2 separate regions of the Homo sapiens genome follow, and region 1 is linked to region 2. Evidence: read pairs that join two places in POLR2A ChIA-PET (ENCODE). Cell type or tissue: endothelial cell of umbilical vein. All regions are shown on one strand. Each heading gives the region's core, and the rest is flanking DNA. Links, peaks and the distances in the headings are about the cores only.

What was found. ChIA-PET counts read pairs that join two places held together with the same protein. Peaks named below come from ENCODE experiments on the same cell type or tissue, not always from the same donor. Only the 100,000 strongest peaks of a DNase experiment are listed, where the experiment ranks them.
Region 1: POLR2A ChIA-PET joins it to region 2 with 8 read pairs; 4 of 35 experiments call an interaction of 5 or more read pairs at or near these places.

Annotation. Positions count from the first base shown.
Region 1 is chr12:31,572,619-31,583,388 of GRCh38, forward strand. All of the region lies in intron 1 of DENND5B (DENN domain containing 5B), which reads right to left. Among named protein-coding and RNA genes, the nearest start is that of DENND5B-AS1, 12 kb to the right of the region's middle. RefSeq lists a silencer at 2,583-2,783. In endothelial cell of umbilical vein, for the core only: no CTCF peak of the experiment used is centred there; a DNase peak (open chromatin) is centred at 6,193.
Region 2 is chr12:31,415,435-31,426,204 of GRCh38, forward strand. It overlaps DENND5B (DENN domain containing 5B), which reads right to left. Exons shown (of 21, transcript NM_144973.4): 10 at 9,101-9,253; 11 at 8,163-8,241; 12 at 1-14. Among named protein-coding and RNA genes, the nearest start is that of LINC02387, 52 kb to the left of the region's middle. In endothelial cell of umbilical vein, for the core only: no CTCF peak of the experiment used is centred there; no DNase peak of the experiment used is centred there.

The sequences.
Region 1 (10,770 bases), core at 3,446-8,445, 160 kb after region 2:
CTCTTCCTACTCTATTTTAGGCATCTGAAAAAGTATCTAAAAGGTGTTATCTAAAAAGTGCTTATTATAAGAAGGTTAAAGCACTGATTCTCTCTGAAAAAAATCTCCTGCTCTTGTATGACACCCTCTAATTCTGGATTTTAACTTCTCATACCTAGAGACAACAAATAGGGAATAAACAGTTGAATCTCTCTTGGATTTCCTTATCCTAGAAAGCTCTAATTGTTAGCCTCTCCCGAAATATACCATTTTAGAAAACATAATTAAATAGATTTGGGGGACAGGAAAGCATTAAGGAAGAAAAAGACTTTTTAAAGAAAAAATATTTACGAAACTCATGCCAATTAAATCTGAATGTTCTCTTTAATTCTAAGAGCATCTTTTAAAGGACCTTAAAGCTTTATATGTTGCTGTGTAAGGAAACCTGAGCAGACTGGAGAAAAGCTCAAAGGCCTATCTATAATCTCATCACAAAGTGACAGGGTCAAAAGGCAGAGGTCAGGGAACAGGGTACAAAATAGTTCCCACACTTGAAAGAAAACTGTATCTCATTAGTTCAGAGATATTAAAAAATATTCAATTGTGTTACTAAAATGACAATTTATACTTTAAATCCCAAGGCAAATTTGAATATTATGAAATAATATACTTTTAAGAGCAAAAAATGTAAGAAGTTACCTCTTCTACATTTGAAAAAAACACCAATCTCTCGCTCACACATATACCAGTGCTTCAACTGTCCCTCAAAGACTGATGTTCAGATAAAAGCTGTCACCTGACCTATTCAATAGAGTTCAATAAGGCACTGAAATAAATACTGAATGTGCATACATGTCAACAGACATTTCATATCTGGGCCTCTGCCCCATAATGATTCAACAAGGTATGTCTACTTCATGGCCTTATGTTCACATTCAGAAAAAGCTAAATTTTTACTCTTGCTTAGAGATTTCATTCCAGGGAAAAGTGAATGTAATTTCGTTCAATATTCATTAAGTAGGCTCAACACTTGTGCAAGAGACTCTTATAATGACTCCATGATTCTTCAATGGACAATTAAATCTACAGAAGCTCTGGGGTCTAGGGCATTTGCTGGCTATCCCTCTACCACTTCTACTCTAACCACAAATTTTGTGTTCTAAGTGGCAGAGAGGGTGATAGAGGTATCAAAGAGATAAAGAGAATTCTGGCCAGGCACCGTGGTGCACGCCATTAGTCCCAGCTATCCCAGGAGGCTGAGGCAGGAAGATCCCTTGAGCCCAGGAGGTTGAGGCTGTAGTGAGCTATGATGGCCTGTTAATAGCCACTGTGCTCCATTCTGGGCAACAAAGGGAGACTCTTTATCTCTTAAAAAAAAAAAAAAAGGCACAGTGGCTCATGCCTGAAATCCCAACAGTGGGAGGCCAAGGTGGAAGAACCATTTGAGGCAAGGACCATTTGAGACTAGCCTGGACAACACGGTGAGATCTTGTCTCTACAAAAATAAAAAAAAAAATTAGCCAGGTGTGGTGGCATGTGCCTGTGGTCCCAGCTACTCGGAAGGCTGAGGCAAGAGAACCACTTGAGCCCGGGAGATCGAGGCTGCAGTGAGCTGTGATCGCGCCACTGCACTCCAGCATGGGTGAGAGAATGAGACCCTGTCTCTAAAAAATAATAATAATAATAATAATAATAATAATTTAAAAGGGAGGTGGCCAGGCGCGGTGGCTCCCTGTAATCCCAGCACTTTGGGAGGCCAAGGCGGGTGGAGCTCTTGAAGTCTGGAGTTCGAGACCAACCTGGGCAACACAGCAAAACCCTGTCTCTACTAAAAATACAAAAGTTAGCTGGGCATGCTGGTGCATGCCTGTAGTCCCAGCTACTCGAGAGGCTGAGGCAGAAGAATCGCTTGAACCTGGGAGGCGGAGGTTGCAGTGAGCTGAGATTGCGTCACCGCACTCCAGCCTGGGTGACAGAGCGAGACTCTGCCTCAAAATAAAAAATAAAATAATAAAAGGGAGGTGGAGGGGGAATTTTGGAATCACCAGTATGGTTCTTAAGTTTTTGTTTTCTACCAACTTCTATCCTCTCCATACACTCAATACTTTAATTATTTCCCCATTGGCCCCATCCACCAGAAACAAGATGATTTACAAGTGGTTCACTGTAAACGGGTCCTGTCAGTCCTTCACTATGAAGAATATACAAGATTTTACATTCTAGTACACACAGCTTTCACATATTTAATTAAAATCAGATTGTAGCTAGAGCTGCCAGTGAAAAAATGAAGCACTGCCAGACAGGAGTGAGAATGACCAAACAAAATAACCTATTTTCACATAGTCACCTCAAGGGTACCAATGCCTGTGTTTTAACTGTGAAATCACAGTCATTGTTCTGGTGAACAATGGCACAAAACAAGTTAAGTCCAGTGTGAAAGTTCATTTTCCTCGAGCTGAGCAAGAATATTTTGAAATCCTGACAAAAGTTTATTTATTAAGAAAATACATACACTTGAGACAGGAGATAGGAAATAGTTTTAAACAATCTGTTATCTTGTTACCCCAGCCATTTATATTTCCTTAAAAGTTAGAGTTGAAGTTGAGGATAACTTAACCTAAAAATAGAAAACACTGTGGTTCTAAAAGTAAATCACCTACAAGCTTTAAACCTATAACCAGCCATAAATTCCTACTGCTCAATGTATTCTTATTAAAGTTAGTATGTCATTCTCATAGAATTCCAATTGATAATGTTGGTGCTGATTCTTGTAACAAAGGAGGACTACATCAGGGAATTACGTAAGAGTAGATTGTGACTACCCACTTCCCCCTTCAAAAGCAAGTCACATCTCTGCCCAAAGGAAACAATTCCTTTTTGCTGTTTTAGTCCTGATCTACAGCAATAAAAAATTGATATAAATTTAATATCTAGAAAGAATATCCTTAGACTAGCAGATTGTCCCTGTTTTCTCAAAGGACCACAAGAGAAGGAAGAGGAAGAAAACTGAACAGATACTGGAAATAAAAGGTACTAAACCCGAAAAGATGTGAGATATAAGAAATTGCCCAGTTTCAGGCTGGATGTGGTGGCTCACACCTGTAATTCCAGCACTTTGGGAGGCCCAGGCAGGATAGCTTGAGTCCAGGAGTTCGAGACAGCCTGGGCAACACAGTGTGACCCCATGTCTACAAAAAAATTTAAAAATTAACCAGGCACATAGCAGGGCACGGTGGTACATGCCTGTAATATCAGCTACTTGGGAGGCTGAGGCATGAGAATTACTTGAACACGGGAGGCGGAGGTTGCAGTGAGCCAAGATCACGCCACTGCACTCCAGCCTGGGAGACAGAGCAAGACTGTCTCAAAAAACAGAAAGAAAGAAAGAAAAAAGTTAACCAGGCATGGTGGCACATGCCTGTAGTCCCAGCTACTCAAGAGGCTGAAGTGGAAGGACTGCTTGAGCCAGGGAGGTTGAGGTTACAGTGAGCTATGACTGTGCCACTGCACTCCAGCCCGTGTGACAGAGCAAGGCTCTGTCTCCAAAAAAAAAAAAAAAAAGAAGAATGAGGCCGCGCGCACAGGGGCTCACACCTGTAATCCCAGCATTTTAAGAGGCCAAGGTGAGTGGATCATTTGAGGTCAGGAGTTCCAGACCAGTCTGGCCAACATGGTGAAACTCTGTCTCTACTAAAAAATACAAAAATTAGCCAAGCGTAGTGGCAGACGCCTGTAATCCCAGCTAATCGGGAGGCTGAGGCATCAGAATCGCTTGAACCCGGGAGACAGAGTGTGTTGCAGTGAGCCGTGATCATGCCACTGCACTCCAGCCTGGGAGACAGAGCAACACACCATCTCAAAAAAAAGTAATAATAATGAAAGATAAGAAAGAGACAGAGAAAAGAGAGAAAGAAAAGAAAAAAGAAAAAAAGAAATTTCCCAGTTTCTGCTAGAAATGAAGGTAAATGGAAGATTCAGACAGACATTTCCAAGAGTTTTTTCAGGTCAGGCGTGGTGGCTCACACCTATAATCCCAGCACTTTTGTAGGATGAGGAGGGAGGATTACTTGAAGTCAGGAGTTCGAGACCAGCTTGAGCAATAAAGCAAGAACCCATCTCTACAAAAAAAAAATGTTTTTTTTAATTAGCTGGTCATGGTGGCGCACAGCCGTGGTCTCAGCTTCTCAGGAGGTTGAGGCAGGAGGATCACTTGAGCCCAGGAGTTTGGGAGATCAAGCCTGCAGTGAGCTATGATCACACCACTGCACTCCAGCCTGGGCAGCAGAGTGAGACCTTATTTCTAAAAAAAAAAAGAGCGAGCTTTTTCACTATGAGGTTTTACATAATGATACAAGAACTTTTTTGTCAAAAGAATATTTCTTCTTCTACAGGTTTTTCTCAAAAAGGGACAACCAAAAGAGCAATAAGAGGTGGCATCATGAGGACCAAGGTGAAAATAAGGGTGATCTTTGAAGAAGGGATTAGAGAAAAAAAGTACAAAAGCCTGGTCTATGAGCAATCTTGTGTCAAGCTGTACTGAGGAATTAAGATGATCAGAAATTTACTTAATTTACATTATCACTTCTACATTGATGTTTTCTCAAACTATAGGATAATTTCCTGTTTAAATAAATGACAGAGTATGTTGTACTAGAAAAGAGGAAGAGAAGGGAGGGGCAAGAAAATATAGTCTACAAAGCAGAAACCTGGATTCTCCAGGCATGGACAGGAAAAAATTAAGCAAAATTAAGTGGATTTTCATCAGAAGGTCTCTGGGAATCTATAAAAATAGATTTAAACTTAAAAATATTTAAACTTAAAAATATCTTTAGGCCGGGCACGGTGGCTCACGCCTGTAATCCCAGCACTTTGGGAGGCCGAGGCAGGCAGATCACGAGGTCAGGAGATCGAGACCTTCCTGGCTAACATGGTGAAACCCCGTCTCTACTAAAAAATACAAAAAATTAGCCAGGCGTGGTGGCGGGCGCCTGTAGTCCCAGCTACTCAGGAGGCTGAGACAGGAGAACGGCGTGAACCTGGGAGGCAGAGCTTGCAGTGAGCTGAGATTGCGCCACTGTACTCCAGCCTGGGCGACAGAACGAGACTCTGTCTCAAAAAAAAAAAAAAAAAAAAAAAAAATCTTTAAACTGGGTTTCACAGTTTAAAATCTAGAGGTCCACAAACTATATTTAAGGATTCAGCACTTCAGTCTTCACAGCAGAACTGAATGAAAAAATTCTACAGGGTCCAGTGCAGTGGCTCACGCCTGTAAACCTAAGCACTTTAGGAGGCCGAGGCAGACTGATAGCTTGAGCTCTGGAGTTCGAGACCAGCTTCGGCAACATAGTGAAACCCCATCTCTACAAAAAATACAAAAATTAGCCAGGCGTGGTAGCACACACACCTATAGTCCCAGCTATTTGGGGGACTGAGGCAGGAGTACTGCGTAAGCCCAGAAAGTGGAGACTGAAGTGAGCCAAGATCATGCCACTGCACTCCAGCCTGGGGGACAAAGTGGGACGCTGTCTCAAAAAAAAAAAAAAAAAAAAAAAAACTACAACCCTAACATTATTAACTCCATCACATTTTTGTTTGTTCGTCTTTAGCTCAGATCACCTTTTGGATCATTTTTTATTGTAATTTATAAATACTCTTTCCAAAACACTGTCACATTGTATAATTGAGAAAAGTATCTAGAAACAATCCAGATCAGCAAAAGTGTTGAGACACACACTCCCATGGGTGTCCTCAGATAATGCACAAAATAGTTTTCTAGAGGAAAGTAAAGCAAACAGACTGACTACTTCTGCAGTGATATTCCTAAAAGGCTTTATTAATATGTGGAAACTATTCATAGCTCATCAGTAACGGTAGCTTACCAGTAGCATAAAATAGATTTCCCATTATGTATGGGGCTATGCACAATTACTGGTTTGATGCATATAATGCCACCTTTCTCTCCCACCCAGTAAAAGCATACAGGAATGGAACTGAATAAAAATAATATCATTAGAGGGAAGACCTTGAATCCATTCCACTTATTTTAAAATATATATCATAACCTCAGTATGTCTACTACTGTTAATAATTACTTGTGACCTAGCTCATGAACAGTAGGCCCATTAATGTGTCACCACCCAGCAGTTGAGGACAGCTGGTCTGAAGGACTCAGAGGGGCAGCAGGGCGTAGGAAAAAAGGCTAGTTTGCAGCCAGACAGCCTGGGATGGAATCCAAGCTATGGCCTTTCCTGTCTTTGGGCAACTCACTGAATGTCATCCTTCTCATCTATCAAATGAGAAAAGTCATATTTTCAAGTTATTGTGAGAATTAGCGTTTATAAATCACCAACCACAGTTCATGCCTCATAAATGTTAGCTATTTTCATAGCATCATAGAATAAGGGTGACTTCCTGGGATTACTTCTGACTTAATAATGCTAGCACATATCTTTGAAAGTCATTTAAATAAAGCATTATTTCAAAATTAGCTTTCTGCATGAGTGATATACACAAGTTTCTAACAGAAAAATAAAAGGTAACCCAAGAAACCCATGTTAGTAAAAATAGTTACAAGAGTTAATTTCAAATAAAGTTAGTAAAGTCATAGATTCTTGGAAAAGGTGCAGAACATCTGAGAAAGCTAATCTTGCGGCCTCTTCTATCCTCAGGATGTGCTGTCTCAGCAGCAGATAAAATACTAATACTTTCATTCCTAGAATTCTGAGTTCTTACCTCCTCACACTCAACCAGTCATCGCTGCATTTTGTTTGAAAAGTAATGGAGGCCAGGCGCAGTGGCTCATGCCTGTAATCCCAGCACTTTGGGTAGCCGAGGGGGGTGATCACCTGAAGCCAGGAGTTTGAAGCCAGCCTGGCCAACAAGCTGAAACCCCTTCTCTACTAAAAATACAAAAATGAGCCAGGCTTGGTGGCGAGTGCCTGTAGTCCCAGCTACTTGGGAGGCTGAGGCAGGAGAATCACTTGAACCCAGGAGGCAGATACTGCAATGAGGCGAGATTGCGCCACTGCACTCTAGCCTGGGTTTATTTATTTATTTATTTATTTTTTTGAGACACAGCGAGATTCTGAGAAAGAAAAGGAGAAAGAGAGAAAGAGTGAGAGAAAGAGGGAAGGGGAGGGGAGGGGAGGGAAGGGAGAGAGGGAGGAAGGGAGGAAGGAAGGAAGGAGGGAGGGAGGGAGGGAGGAGAGAAGAGAGAAGAGAGAAGAGTAATGGGGAAAGACAGTCCCATATCAAAAATTTTTGGAATCTCTGGCCAAGAGGACCTTACATGGTGCCATCTTAAAAAGTCAAGCCTTAGGTAGAACAGTGCATTGTAAAGCACAATAGGAGAGTATAAACAGAAAAAAATATATATAAAAAAATATATATATAGGATTAAACTTTATTGAAACAAAGAGAACTGTACTGACTGACTGTGCCCAAAGCTGATGTAGGTGCCATGAAGAACAAATCTGTAAATGCAGTTTCCTAAGATATTCCTTTAAAACCACAACTGAAGCTACAAGTGCTCTTTAGTACAACCACTTTCTGAAATTTCATAAATACTGCCCATCATTTACATGCTCATCACTTGGCACTAGTTTATAAATAAATAAGACATGTTTGCTTAAAAAAAAATCAAAGCCTTGTTGGTACCTGCATGCTTGCTTGCATATACCTGGTAAAAATGGTTAATTTTATTTACCGTATCTTATTTGAAGAGGAAAGGAATAGGCTAATACATTTTATAGTTGAAAGAAATTTTATTAGCCCTTCACAAAGCTGTTAGATACCTTTTTTTAGAAATCATTTATCCATTATCTTGCTTTTTCATCAATCTCAAGCTTCTCATTTTTAAGAAAACTCTAGCTTCCATTTTACTGTTTTTATTTATTTTATTTTATTTTTAATTTTTGAGACAGGGTCTCACTCTGTTAACCAGGCTGGAGTGCAGCAGCGCAATCTCAGCTCACTGCAACCTTGACATCCTGGGTTCAAGCGATTCTCGTGCCTCAGCCTCCCGAGTAGCTGGGATTACAGGCAAACACCACCACGCCCAGCTAATTTTTGTATTTCTAGTAGAGACAGAGTTCCGCCATGTTGGTGAGCATGCTCACAAACTCCTGACTTCAAGTGATCCACCCGTCTCGGCCACCCAAAGTGCTGGGATTATAGGGCTAAGCCACCGCGCCTGGTCCATTTTAGAGTTTTTAAAATCCACACATAGGCCAGGCATAGTGGCTCACCCCTGTAATCCCAGCACTTTGAGAGGCCAAGATGGGCGGATCCCTTGAGCCCAGGAGTTCAAGACCACCCTGGGCAACACAGACCCCATCTCTACAAAAAAAATTTTTTTAATCAGTCAGGCATAGTGGTGCACACCTACAGTCCAAGCTACTTGGGAGGCTGAGGTAGGAGGATCACTTGAGCCTAGGAGGTTGAGGCTGCAGTGAGCTGTGATTGAAGTATTGCACTCCAGCCTGGACAACAGAGCAAGACCCTGTCTCACTCTTGTTATAAATAAACAAATAAATGTAATATTTATTTGTTATAAACAAATACCTAAAAGTTTGAATCTTATTCTAAATACAAAGGAAGTTATTAGAGAATTTTAAGTAGAAAAAAATTATTCTAAGATCTCAATGACTATATTTGGGAACTGGCAGTATCATCCATACTACAGTAATAATCTAGAGATTAGTACAGTAATTTCAAACAGGAACCCCTGGGTCCTTAAAAGTCCATGTAGATAATAATTGGGAGTCCATTAATTGACATTAAGATTTCAAAATGCTTCTTAAAAATTGTAGCTTTCGGCCAGGCACAGTGGCCTGTAATCCTAGCACTTTGGGAGGCCGAGGCGGGCAGATCACCTGAGGTCGGGAGCCCGAGACCAGCCTGACCAACATGGTGAAACTCCGTCTCTACTAAAAATACAAAAAAAAATTAGAGGGACATGGTGGCACATGCCTGTAATCCCAGCTATTCGGGAAGCTGAGGCAGGTGAATCGCTTGAACCTGGGAGGCGCTGGCTGCGGTGAGCCGAGATCACACCATTGCCCTCCAGCCTGGGCAACAACAGGGAAACTCTGTCTCAAAAAAAAAAAAAAAAAAAGTAGCTTTTCTGGAAAGGGAACTGTATAAACTAATTGATTTTCTCCCTTTCCTGGTGGCTGATTTTCTAATTACTTAATCGCTCCTCATGTGGTATAGTTATCCCTCAGTATCTGTGTGGGATTGGTTCCAAGACTCCCAGGATGCTCAAGCCCCTTACATAAAATCGTGTAGTACGTACAGATAACATACGCACATTCTCCCGTACACTTTAAGTCACCTCCTGGTTAGTTATAATACTCAGTACGATGCAAATTCCATGTAAATGGTTGTTATGCTGTATTGTTTAGGGAACAATAGCGAGAACAAAAAACACGTACATGCAACCACAATTTTTGGTTTTTATTTTTTTTGGAACACTGTATTTTCAATTTGATGATGGTTTAATCCACAGATGTGGAACCCACACACATGGAGGGCTGACTATACATGTGGTGTGTACTCGTCCTCTTGTTCTATGACATTTAGGATTAATTTTTTTTTAACAGATAAACTTAGTTTTTTTACTCAAAAACAATTTCAGGCCCCAAGGGTGGTAGTTAGAAATCATTCATCTCATTTAACCCTTTTCAAGACAGACGAGAACACTGATGCCTGCGGCTGTCATAAGTGACAGGCCAGGAATGGAATCTCAGCTTCTGACTGTGCATTCAGCTCTAACTGCTGTACTCACTGCCCTGCCAGCTATGGTTTCACAAGCATTCATACATTCCTTTAAAAAACTATAAACTCACCTAATGACAAATTATTTATGCTAAGAAATGATAAAACCCAGTAAGAAGAGCAAAGAGGTTTTTTAAAAAGTTAAAAGTGGTATATTTCATAGTAAAAGCCTTTATACAGTAACACCTTATCTTTAAAAATATTCATTGACAAAAGCAAAAATATCATTAAATATATAATCTTCTAAATCTAAATCTGTGATGAATGAATGAGGAAATGCATGCAAGAGAAATTACTAGTGCTGACCAAAGAAGAAACAAGCTAGGTCAGGTCATAAAGGCCTGCCCGATAGTGTCGCCTTTAATATCTTTCCCATATAGAGGAATAAGAAGATAATTTCACTTGACGATAAGGTTACCCATTTGGGATCTATATTCTGGTAGATTTTACAATCTGTATGATACAGCATATGTTACTAGGGAGACAGCAAATATAGTGGTTATGGGTATGGATGTTATGGGTATGGATGAATTATGTCAGACAGATCTTCAATCCAGGCTTCTTACTTATTATAGGAACTGAAGTAAAGTATTCATTCTCTAGACTCAGTTTCCTCCTGTGTACAAAAGAGAAAACAGGCCAGGCGTGGTGGCTCACGCCTGTAATCCCAGCACTTTGGGAGGCCAAGGTGGGTGGATCACAAGGTCAGGAGTTTTAGATAAGCGTGATCAACATGGTGAAACCCCATCTCTACTAAAAATACAAAAAGTAGCCAGGTGTGGTGGCGTGTGCCTGTAATCCCAGCTACTCAGGAGGCTGAGGCAGGAGAATCACTTGAACCCGGGAGGCGGAGATTGCAGTGAGGAGAGATAGCGCCACTGCGCTCCAGCCTGGGCGACAGAGTGAGACTCAGTCTTTTAAAAAAAAAAAAAAAAGAGAGAGAGAGAGAAAAGAATGCCTATTTCCTAAGGTTGTTGTCCAGACTGAATGAGGTACTGACTATAAAGAATTTAG
Region 2 (10,770 bases), core at 2,726-7,725:
TGGTCCGAGGGCAACTATGTAGAAAAATATCAACAAAATATTAGAAAAGTAATAAAAAATATACATGGTTCATATTAAATACTTTGAAACTGCTTCGATAAGAACAAATTTTAACAATATATATCATCTAGCCCAAAATGTCAAAAAACAAATTTTAAAGAAAATAGGGTCTTGCTCTGTCACTGAGCTTGGAGTGCAGTTTGCAGTGGCATGATCGTGGCTCACTGCAGCCTCAACCTCCTGGGCTCAAGCGATCCTCCCAACTTAGCCCTGTCCAGAGTAACTGGGATTACAGGTGTGCACCACCACACATGGCTCATTTTTAAAATTTTTTGTAGAGACGGGGTCTCCCTATGTTGCCCAGGCTGGGCTATATTATTAACACAGTAAATCAGCTATTTTCTTTTCTTTTTTTTTTGAGATGGAGTTTCGCTCTTGTTCTCTAGGCTGGAGTGCAATGGCACGATCTCAGCTCACCGCAACCTCCACCTCCCAGGTCCAAGCCATTCTCCCGCCTCAGTCTCCCGAGTAGCTGGGATTACAGGCATGCACCACCACACCTGGCTAATTTTTTGTATTTTTAGGAGAGACAGGGTTTCTCCATGTTGGTCAGGCTGGTCTTGAACTCCCGATCTGAGGTGATCCGCCTGCCTCGGCCTCCCAAAGTGCTGGAATTACAAGCGTGAGCCACCGTGCCCAGACCCAGCTATTTTCTTTCTATGTAATCTGGAACTGCTTTTGGAAATTTTAAATGAATCACAAAAGACTACCTAGCAAACAATGCAATGTGTACAAATTTTGGCCATAAGGACCAGGCACTTTTTTTTGTATTTTTTTTTTTAAATATAGTCTTGCTCTGTTGCTCTGTTGCCAGGCTGAAGTGCAGTGGCGTGATCTTGGCTCACTGCAACCTCCGCCTCCTGAGTTCAAGCAATTCTCATGCCTCAGCCTCCCGAGTAGCTGGGACTACAGGAGTGCGCCACCACGCCCAGCTAATTTTTGTATTTTTTAGTAGAGACGGGGTTTCACCATGTTGGCCAGCTGGTCTCGAACTCCTTAACTCAAGTGATCTGCCCGCCTTGGCCTCCCAAAGTGCTGGGATTACAGGTGTTAGCCACCATGCCTGGCCAGTTACTTTCTAGTTACTTGTTCTAATAGCTCTAGATAATTACACATGAAAGCAATGTATATAAATTAAGCTACTAAAAAATGTGAAACATCTCTGGGCTCATGAACTGAAGTCACACAATTAAACTCTTGAGTGTTTGAAAAAAAATCTAAGCTGTGTACGGTGGCTCACTCCTGTAATCCCAACACTTTGGGAGGCCAAGGCAGGAGGATTACTTGAGCCCAGGAGTTCAAGACCAGCCTGGGAAACATAGGGAGACCAGCCTGGACTACACAGAAAGACCCCGTTTTTGCAAATAATTATATGGGTTTGGACAATGGGAAGCTAAATATATATATGTCTTTTTTTTTTTAATTAGCTTTTTTTTTTTTTTTTAAATCAGCTGAGCATGGTGGTGTTCACCTGTAGCACCAGTTGCTTGGGAGGCTGAGGTTGGGAGGATCATCTGAGCCCACCACTGCACTCCAGCCTGGGCAACAGAATGAGACTGTCTCTGAAAAAAAAAAAAAAAGGCCAGGCGCTGTGGCTCACACCTGTAATCCCAGCACTTTGGGAGGCCGAGGCGGGCGGATCATGAGGTCAGGAGATCGAGACCACCCTGGCTAACACGGTGAAACCCCATCTCTACTAAAAAATACAAAAAATTAGCTGGGCGTGGTGGTGGGCGCCTGTAGTCCCAGCTACTCGGGAGGCTGAGGCAAGACAATGGCATGAACCCGGGATGCAGAGTTTGCAGTGAGCCAAGATCATGCCACTGCACTCCAGCCTGGGTGACAGAGCAAGACTCTGTCTCAAAAAAAAAAAAAAAAAAAAAAAAATCTAAGATTTCGGACTCTTCAATCTGATAAGTTTCTACCTTAAAGTTCAGAGTCCAAACTACAGTAATTACAGCATGCAAAGTGAGTAATCTAAATAGACACTAAGTATAATGTCCATGAGTATTCTCTTATGAAGCCTGAATAGCTAACATTTATTTAAGAATAGCTAACATTTATGAAAGCTAACAATTATGGGATTACAGGTGCGTGCCACCACACCTGGCTAATTTTTGTATTTTTTGTAGAGACGGGGTTTTGTCTCTTATGTATGAAAGAAGAAAGATTATTCTCATATAGCAACGGCTAAGCAAACATCTATTGGCTAATATATTGTAGTTGCAGTGTTTGGTCTCGTGCTCAATGAGATGCCATGGAGTTTAGGCCTTTCATTTCTATCTTCCCATCTATAAATAAAAATGAAATTCCAACATCATACTCAGCAAATACACCTATATAAGTAGAACTTAGAATGTGAATTTTTGCTGTATATTAAACCTGCCATTTTCTCAGGTTTTAGATTCATTCTACTTTGGGGGGCTGGGATACAATACCAAAACACATAAATATATATGAAGTTGGCACTAAAGGAAGATAGGGAACATTTTGGTGTATTCGGATCCCTATGCTTTTGACACTAGCAGGTATAAATGAGTACTGATGGGGTTGCCAGAAGGAAGAGGTTGTGGCCAGTCCAATCTAAAAGCACTACTTTCAAGGGCCTTCCATACCATGTGGATGATAAATAGGACATTTGTTGTGGCGATTTTGGGAGGGAGTTTCAATGGGGCACTAGACCCATTCATCTTGACACCCAAGAGGTAATAAATGCTGAAGAAATTGTTCCAGACTTGCAGGGAATGTGTTACATGTTATTAAAGAAAGCATATCTTTTTTTCTTTTCTTTTTTTTTTTTTTTTGAGATAGGGTCTCACTCTTGTCGCCCAGGCTGGAGTGCAGTGGCATGATCTCGGCTCACTGCAGCCTCCACCTCCGGGCTAAGCGATCCTCCAACCTCAGCTTCTTGATAGCTGGGATTACAGGTGCATGCCACCACACCTGGCTAATTTTTGTGTGTTTTTTTTTTGTAGAGACGGGGTTTTGTCTCTATGTTTATGTTGCCCAGGCTGGACTCAAACTCTTGGACTCAAGCGATCTGCCTGCCTCGGCCTCCCAAAGTGCTGGGATTATAGGCATGAGCCATCACACCCGGCCACAGCTTTCTTTTTGAGGACAAAGTGAGATGGCTCAGAGAAGGCCTCTACACTCCAGATGATTAGACAGAATGAAAGATGGCCACACAGGCGGTAAGAAATAGGTTGACAGAGGAAAAAAGGGGAGTTGAAACCATAATTAACAAGTTGGCTAGAGGGAGACACGACAACCAGAAGTAATCATGCCTCTTAAACTAGAGAACAAGTGAGAAACTTCATTTTAAATAATAGAGATGGGGGTCTCACTATGTTGCCCAGGCTGGTCTCAAACGCCTGGCTCAAGGAATCCTCCCACCTTGGCCTCCTAAAGTGCTGGAATTACATGTGCGAGCCAGTGTGCCTGGCAATTCCTGTTGTTTAAACCACACAGTTTGTGGTACTCTATTATGGCAGCCCTAGGAAATGAATGCAGTAATTTATTAGTGACTCTGGAGAGAAGAGTTTAAAAGCCTGTGAGCAGAGGGCAAATTAGGGGTTAGGAAATGGAACCACTTCTTTTATCTAGAGACCTAAAATCTAAGAAGGTTTCCATGAATCCTACTCCAGCTAGAAGAGAATTTTATAAACTATGTAAATGTATACTTCCATTACTATTTCTTAATTGAAAATACTCAAACAATAGGCCACTTTCTCCTTCAAAATAAAGATTCATGGATTTAATTCTTGGCTACGAGAATTTGCTCATCTGCCTGAATCAAACTACAAAAATAGCCAGATGTGGTGGCGCATGCCTGTAATTCCAGTTACTTGGGAGGCAGAGGCAGGAGAATCTCTTGAACTCGGGAGGTTGCAGTGGGCCGAAATCATGCCATTGCATCCAGTCTTGGCAACAAGAGCGAGCGAAACTCCATCTCCAAAAAAAAAAAAAGAATGAACACAAGTTAAACATTTTATTTATTTTCTATTTGGAGTGGTGAATTTTATAAATGTAGCACAGACAGCACGTTTGTAGAGGGCAGGGACTGTATGTTTCTACAGTACCATGTACAGTCTATAGGTAGGTAAGTAATTAATAGATAATTTCTGATGAAGATAAGATGAAGAGTGACTCAAAATTCCTGGGTTAGATCCAGAATAACCACTTAAAAGCAGCATTTCTGGCCAGGCACAGTGGCTTACACCTGTAATCCCAGCACTTTGGGAGGCTGAGGCGGGTGGATCACCTGAGGTCAGGAGTTTGAGACCAGCCTGGCCAACATGGTGAACTCTGTTTCTACTAAAAATAGAAAAATTCACCAGGTGTGGTGGCACACGCCTGTAATCCCAGCTATTCAGGAGGCTGAGGCAGGAGAATCGCTTGAACCCAGGAAGTGGAGGTTGCAGTGAGCCAAGACTGCGCCATTGCACTCTAGCCTGGGCAACAAGAGCGAAACTCCATCTCAGAAAAAAAAAAAAAAAAAAAAGGAAAAAAGGCAGCATTTCCACTCCCTTCAGTGGAAGGGCTCTACACCTACCCCCTGCCAAAATCCATTTCCAGTTTAGTAGAACCTTGTCTGAAGGTGCAAAGTTTAAGAACTGGCTCAACGTTTTTATTTATTATTATTATTTTTTGGAGACAGGGTCTTGCTCTGTCACCCAAGCTAGAGTGCAGTGGTGGGATCACAGCACTCACTGTAGCCTCAACCCCCTGGGCTCAAGTGATCCTCCCACCTCAGCCTCCCAAGCATCTGGGACCACAAGCATGTGTCACTATACCTGGCTAATTAAGAAAAATAAATTTTTTTTGTAGAGACTGGGTCTCACTATGTTACCTCAGCTGGTCTCAAACTCCTGGGCTCAAGTGATCCTTCCACCTTGGCCTCCCAAAGTGTTGGGATTACAGAACTGGGTCACCATATCCAGCCTCCCAACAATTTTTTTTTTTTTTTTGAGACAGCATCTTGCTCTGTTGCCCAAGCTGGAGTGCAATGGCGTGATCTTGGCTCACTGCAACCTCTGCCTCCTGGGTTCAAGAGATACTCATGCCTCAGCCTCCTGAATAGTTGGGATTACAGGTGTGCACCACCATACCTGGCTGACTTTTATATTTTTAGTAGAGACGGGGTTTCACCATGTTGGCCAGGCTGGTGTTGAACTTCTGGCCTCAAGTAATTTGTCCTCCTTGAGCTCCCACAGTGCTGGAATTACAGGCATGAGCCACCACACTCAGTCCTCCCAACGAATTTAAAGGTTAAAACTTTTGAGTGATATGTCAAGAACAGTCTTTGTTCTAGGACCAATTGTATTCTGAACTTCTTTCTCTGAAATAGGATTTCAAACTACTAGGTGCAGTGATCACTAGATCAAAATTAATACTGCCTACCCACTATGGTCCCTATCTTTCCATTCCTCTGCAACTCTTAAAATGTCTCTGACTCCTGTTTAGTGCTGCTTCTGAAGACTCATGATAATAATCCAGCATCTAGTCTCATCATGATTCAGTGCTAGTAAGAATAATGTTCAAACCCATCAAAATTTTTTTTTGTTTTTGACATGGAGTCTCACTTCATTGCCCAGGCTGGAGTACAGCGGAGCAGTCTTGGCTCAATGCAACCTCCATCTTCCAGGTTCAAGCGATTCACCTGCTTCACCCTCCTGAGTAGCTGGGATTACAGACACCTGCCACCCATGCCTGGCTAATTTTTGTATTTTTAGTAGAGAGTGGGTTTCATCATGTTGGCCAGGCTGGTCTCCAACTCTTGATCTCAAGTGACCCATCCACCTAGGCCTCCCAAAGTGCTAGGATTACAGGCATGAGCCACCGTGCCCAGCCCATCATAAATCTTTAAGGATCTTTCCTAAATATGACAATGCAGACTGTTTATTGCCATTCATTAGGAAGCTTAATAATTGGCAAAAAAAGTATTTGGTGGAAAACCAGATTTTAAAAACTTAATTTTTGCATAATTACAACTTATTACTTAAGAATGAGAGATTTCAATTTAAACTGATGTTTTAATACATATTTCATATTCCTATAAATATACATCTTTTCTGAGAAGGAGTCTTGCTCTGTTGCCCAGGCTGGCATGCAGTGGCGCAATCTTGGCTCACTGCAACCTCTGCCTCCCAGGTTCAAGCGATTCTCCTGACTCAGTCTCCTGAGTAGCTGGGATTACAGATGCCCACCACCATGCCCGGCTAATTTTTTTTAATTTTTAGTAGAAACAGGGTTTCACCATATTGACCAGGCTGGTCTTGAACTCCTGATCTCAGGTGATCCGCCTGCCTTGCCCTCCCAAAGTGTTGGGATTACAGGCGTTGAGTCAACATGCCTGGCCTCATTACTATTTTTTTAACAGAAAAACTGGCAGAGAAGATGGACACTAGAGAATGCTTTTAAACTTGATCTGAATCTTTATAAATATAGTTACAGCCAAGGACAACAGAACCTTGGCATTCTGATTACAGGAGCTCCAGGGCAATGTAGTCAGCTTATATTCCTAGCTGTCTGATTAAATACATTTAAACACTAGGTTTCTAACAATAAATACTACATTTAGGATAGTGTTGCCCTCTAGGGGCAGTGAGGGAAAAGAAATTAGGATGAATAAAAGGGTCTTTAAGGTCAGGCACGGTGGCTCACTCCTGTAATCCCAGCACTTTGGGAGGCCGAGGCGGGTGGATCACGAGGTTAGGAAATCGAGACCATCCTGGCTAACACAGTGAAACCCCGTCTCTACTAAAAATCCAAAAAAAAAAAAAAAAAATAGCTGGGCGTGCTCACGGGCACCTGTAGTCCCAGCTACTCGGGAGGCTGAGGCAGGAGAATGGCATGAACCCGGGAGGTGGAGCTTGCAGTGAGCCGAGATCGCGCCACTGCATTCCAGCCTGGGCGACACAGCGAGACTGTGTCTCAAAAATAAAAATTAAAAAAAAAAATAGCCGGGCATGGGATATGCACCTGTAATCCCAGCTACTCAGGAGGCTGAGGCAGGAGAATCACTTGAACCTGGGAGGCAGAGGTTGCAGTGAGCCGAGATCGTACCACTGTACTCCAACCTGGGTGACAAGATCGAGACTCCATCTAAAACATTTCTGAATGTCCAAAGTCATCCATACTTTTTGAAAAGGTTCCGAAATGGCTGATTCAGTATAAAGCAATTTTATCTCAATTAGCTTCCCATAGTTACTTCTACTTTTTTGTGAAATAAATGGTTATTTTACATAAAGAAAAGCATGTGTTGTTGTGAAAAATACACAGTAGGTAGAACACTTAGCTTAAAAAATCCTACATAATTAGCTAAAAAATTATGACACTTCTAACATGTTATATTTTCTATAAATTGAAGAGAGATTCAACTCCTGAAATTTTTGAGACATATGTACATATTTTCTCCCTGAAAGATCATTAATGATGGTTATAAAAACTTTTTTTTTTTTTTTTGAGATGGAGTCTTGCTCTGTCACCCAGGCTGTAGTGCAGTGGCGCCTTCTCGGCTCACTGCAACCTTTGCCTCCCGGGTTCAAGCGATTCTCCTGCCTCAGCCTCCCCAGTAGCTGGGACTACAGGCACCTGCCACCACGCCCAGGTAATTTTTGCATTTTTTGTAGAGATGGGGTTTCACCGTGTTGGCCAGGCTGGTCTCAAACTCCTAACCTCAGGTGATCTGCCCACCTTGGCCTCCTAAAGTGGTGGGATTACAGGTGTGAGCCACCGTGCCTAGCATAAAACTTGTAAGAAAAAAAAAAATTCTAATGCTAGTGAGAGTAATGTATCCTTGTATGGCCATTTACAATTCATTGGGGGTTTTCACATGATACCTTATTTGATCAGCATGACCGTTCTAGCCTAGGTAATCTCATTTTTCCTATTTTATAGATGACGAAGCAGGACTTCAGAAAGGGCAAGTAACTTTTCCCAGGTCTCACAGTTAGTAAGTAATATTGCTCCTTCTACTTTATCCCATTATTGGCAAAATGAGTAAATTTTAGCTTGAGAGAGAAAGAGATCAAGACAAGGCCAAATAGTATTGAGTCTTCTCAGAGTCCAGTGCTGCTAGTTCTTTACCAATGATGTCATACCTGGTGATTCTGCAAGGTGCTCTTGTTTCTCTTCTCTGTCCTGAAATTGAATTAAATGTGACCACAAAGCCGACTTCCCCTGAAAGTACAAGATGTGTAAAAATTTCATAAGAAATAATTCATCAAAAAATAATTTCTCATCCAAATCATTCATATTCCAATAGCCATTTAGAAGTCTGGTGACCCAAGCTCACTCATTCCTAGTTGTATGACATTCTGAGCATCTTCTGCATGTATCATAAAGGTCATCCTGTACCTCACTGACAAGACTACCAAGAGCCTGGGAAAAGGAAGCAGCTAAGCAAAGGGCCAGCATGGCAGGCAGAAGATTTCTGATGTCTGCTAGGTTGTTACTTGGTTGTATGTAATTAGGGCTGTCTACATGGGCTACATTAGTAACCATGGAATTAAAATGCTCTAGCAGCACAGAATGTACTTGTGTACATCTACATGTAAAATATGTTTGGATATATGGAGTGGCGATAAGAGAAAAAAATCGAGGTGAGAGGAGAAAGAGAAAAAGGGAAGAAGAAAGAAACATGCACACATCAGAAAAAAATCAGAAAGGGAGACTAGAGAGACAAAAGCAAAGAGACCATTTGAATGATTTCACCCTGAATTATTAGATAACTTAAAATGGTAAGGAACTGTTAATTCTGGACAGTGACAAAGGCAAACATTTAATGGAACTTACTAGGGATACAGCCTCTGCAATGATGTGCTATTTCATCCTTTCCCGCTTAGCAGGAAAGAGCCCAAACCACCTCCTGCTCATGGGTTATATTTTCTTTTTCTGAAATTAAAATGCCTGTGGCATTTTTCTAGTCCCCTTGTGACAAAAGAGCCTATTTTTTTTTAATGACATATTTGTCTCCTTGTTACATTTCTTAACAGGGCTCTTAACTGGCCATGTCACCAGGACCTCCTAAAACTGTTACCTGCTTGACCTGCAAGCCATGGCTCCATATCCTCTCCAGCAGGTCACAAAGGCTGGCGATCAAGGTGTTCTCCTCCAGGCCGGTGATGTTTGCTTCTCCATGGCCAAGTTCCACCGCTTCATGTCCCATCTTCTCCACCAACATGCGCTTTGTCTAAGAATATCACGTGTAGTCATAAGGCACCCCAGCAGTGAAACCAAAAACCAACAAGTCAATTACTAAAGTAGGAGACTTGGTTTCCCTTCATTATACTTCTATTTGCAGATTTGTAATCACCTTGGGAAAAAAATCTCTTAATCTTGATGTTCAACTAACTGGACTAATATAATTTATATGTCACTATTTTGTCAGAAAAATGGAGTGTGACTAAAGAGAATATAAGATAATATTTGTAAGGCATCCCCATGTTGAAAAGATGCTTATATACAACAGTTGTCAAATTATTAACTTCTGTGATATTGGGGAATTACAGCAGACTTAGAAAATGTACTGTCAGGGCTGGGCATGGTGGCTCACACCTGTAATCCCAGCACTTTGGGAGGCCCAGGCAAGTGGATCACCTGGGGTCAGGAGTTCGAGACCAGCCTGGCCAACATGGTGAAACCCTGTCTCCACTAAAAATACAAGTTAGCCGGGCAGTAGTGGCACACGCCTGTAATCCCAGTTATTTGGGAGGCTGAGGCAGAAGAATTGCTTGAACCCAGGAGGTAGAGGTTGCAGTGAGCTGAGATCACATGCCACTGCACTCCAGCCCGCTGCGTGATAGAGCGAGACTCTGTCTCAAAAAACAAGAAACAATAAAAAAAGAAAATGTACTGTCAGAATATGGAACCCCATCCTGCCACCACAACTTGCCCTATCACTGCCCCAGCATCTTAGCATACTAAAGATTCTTGCACTTAGTTTGATTGCACTTAGGTAAAAACCAGAATACAAATGGGCAGCTCTAAATTTTTTGAGAACTCTAATTTGTGAATGAACCAGGACTTTACTTCTCCTTTTTTATCTTTTCTTTGTTCATCAAGCATGCACCAAAAAATGGAAAGAAAATGGAAATCAGTTTCATGTAAGTTAATTTGCATCAGTCTTAGTAGCTTTTATAAAATGTAAAATGAGAGAGAATCTAGCTCTTTTAGGCAAGAACTTTAATTCACCACTATATACTGATGCTGAAAATAGTAGTACATTTATTGAATATGCAGAGAAGGTACTCAAGAAATGACTGTCAAATAAATAAATAAAATCATTAGCTAAAATGATGTTTTAAGTTTTGTCAATTTGTACTGCTACCTCCAATAAACACAGGTTTCTGAGAGGAGAACGTTGTGCAATATACACAAACCTACAACACAGCTAAGGTATTTTTCCTTATGGGGACAAAAACCATGTACAGGCACAAATAAGGTTGTACACAGGTGCATACACAGACACAAAAGTGTTGCCTTTCACATAAGATGACAACATTCCTGACGCAAATTATGAGTGGCTTAAGACATCCGTTCATGTTGGTGAGGAGGAGAGCAATGTCTGAAAAGGTGAGAAAAATGGTAGAAGGCTCTCATGTCATTGATTCTGTGGGGAATGAAGAACCCATGGAGGTTCAATACCCGAGTAAAGAGCACATGAGGTCAATGCCACAGTAAAAGTTTTCTTCTAGCAAAATTACATGC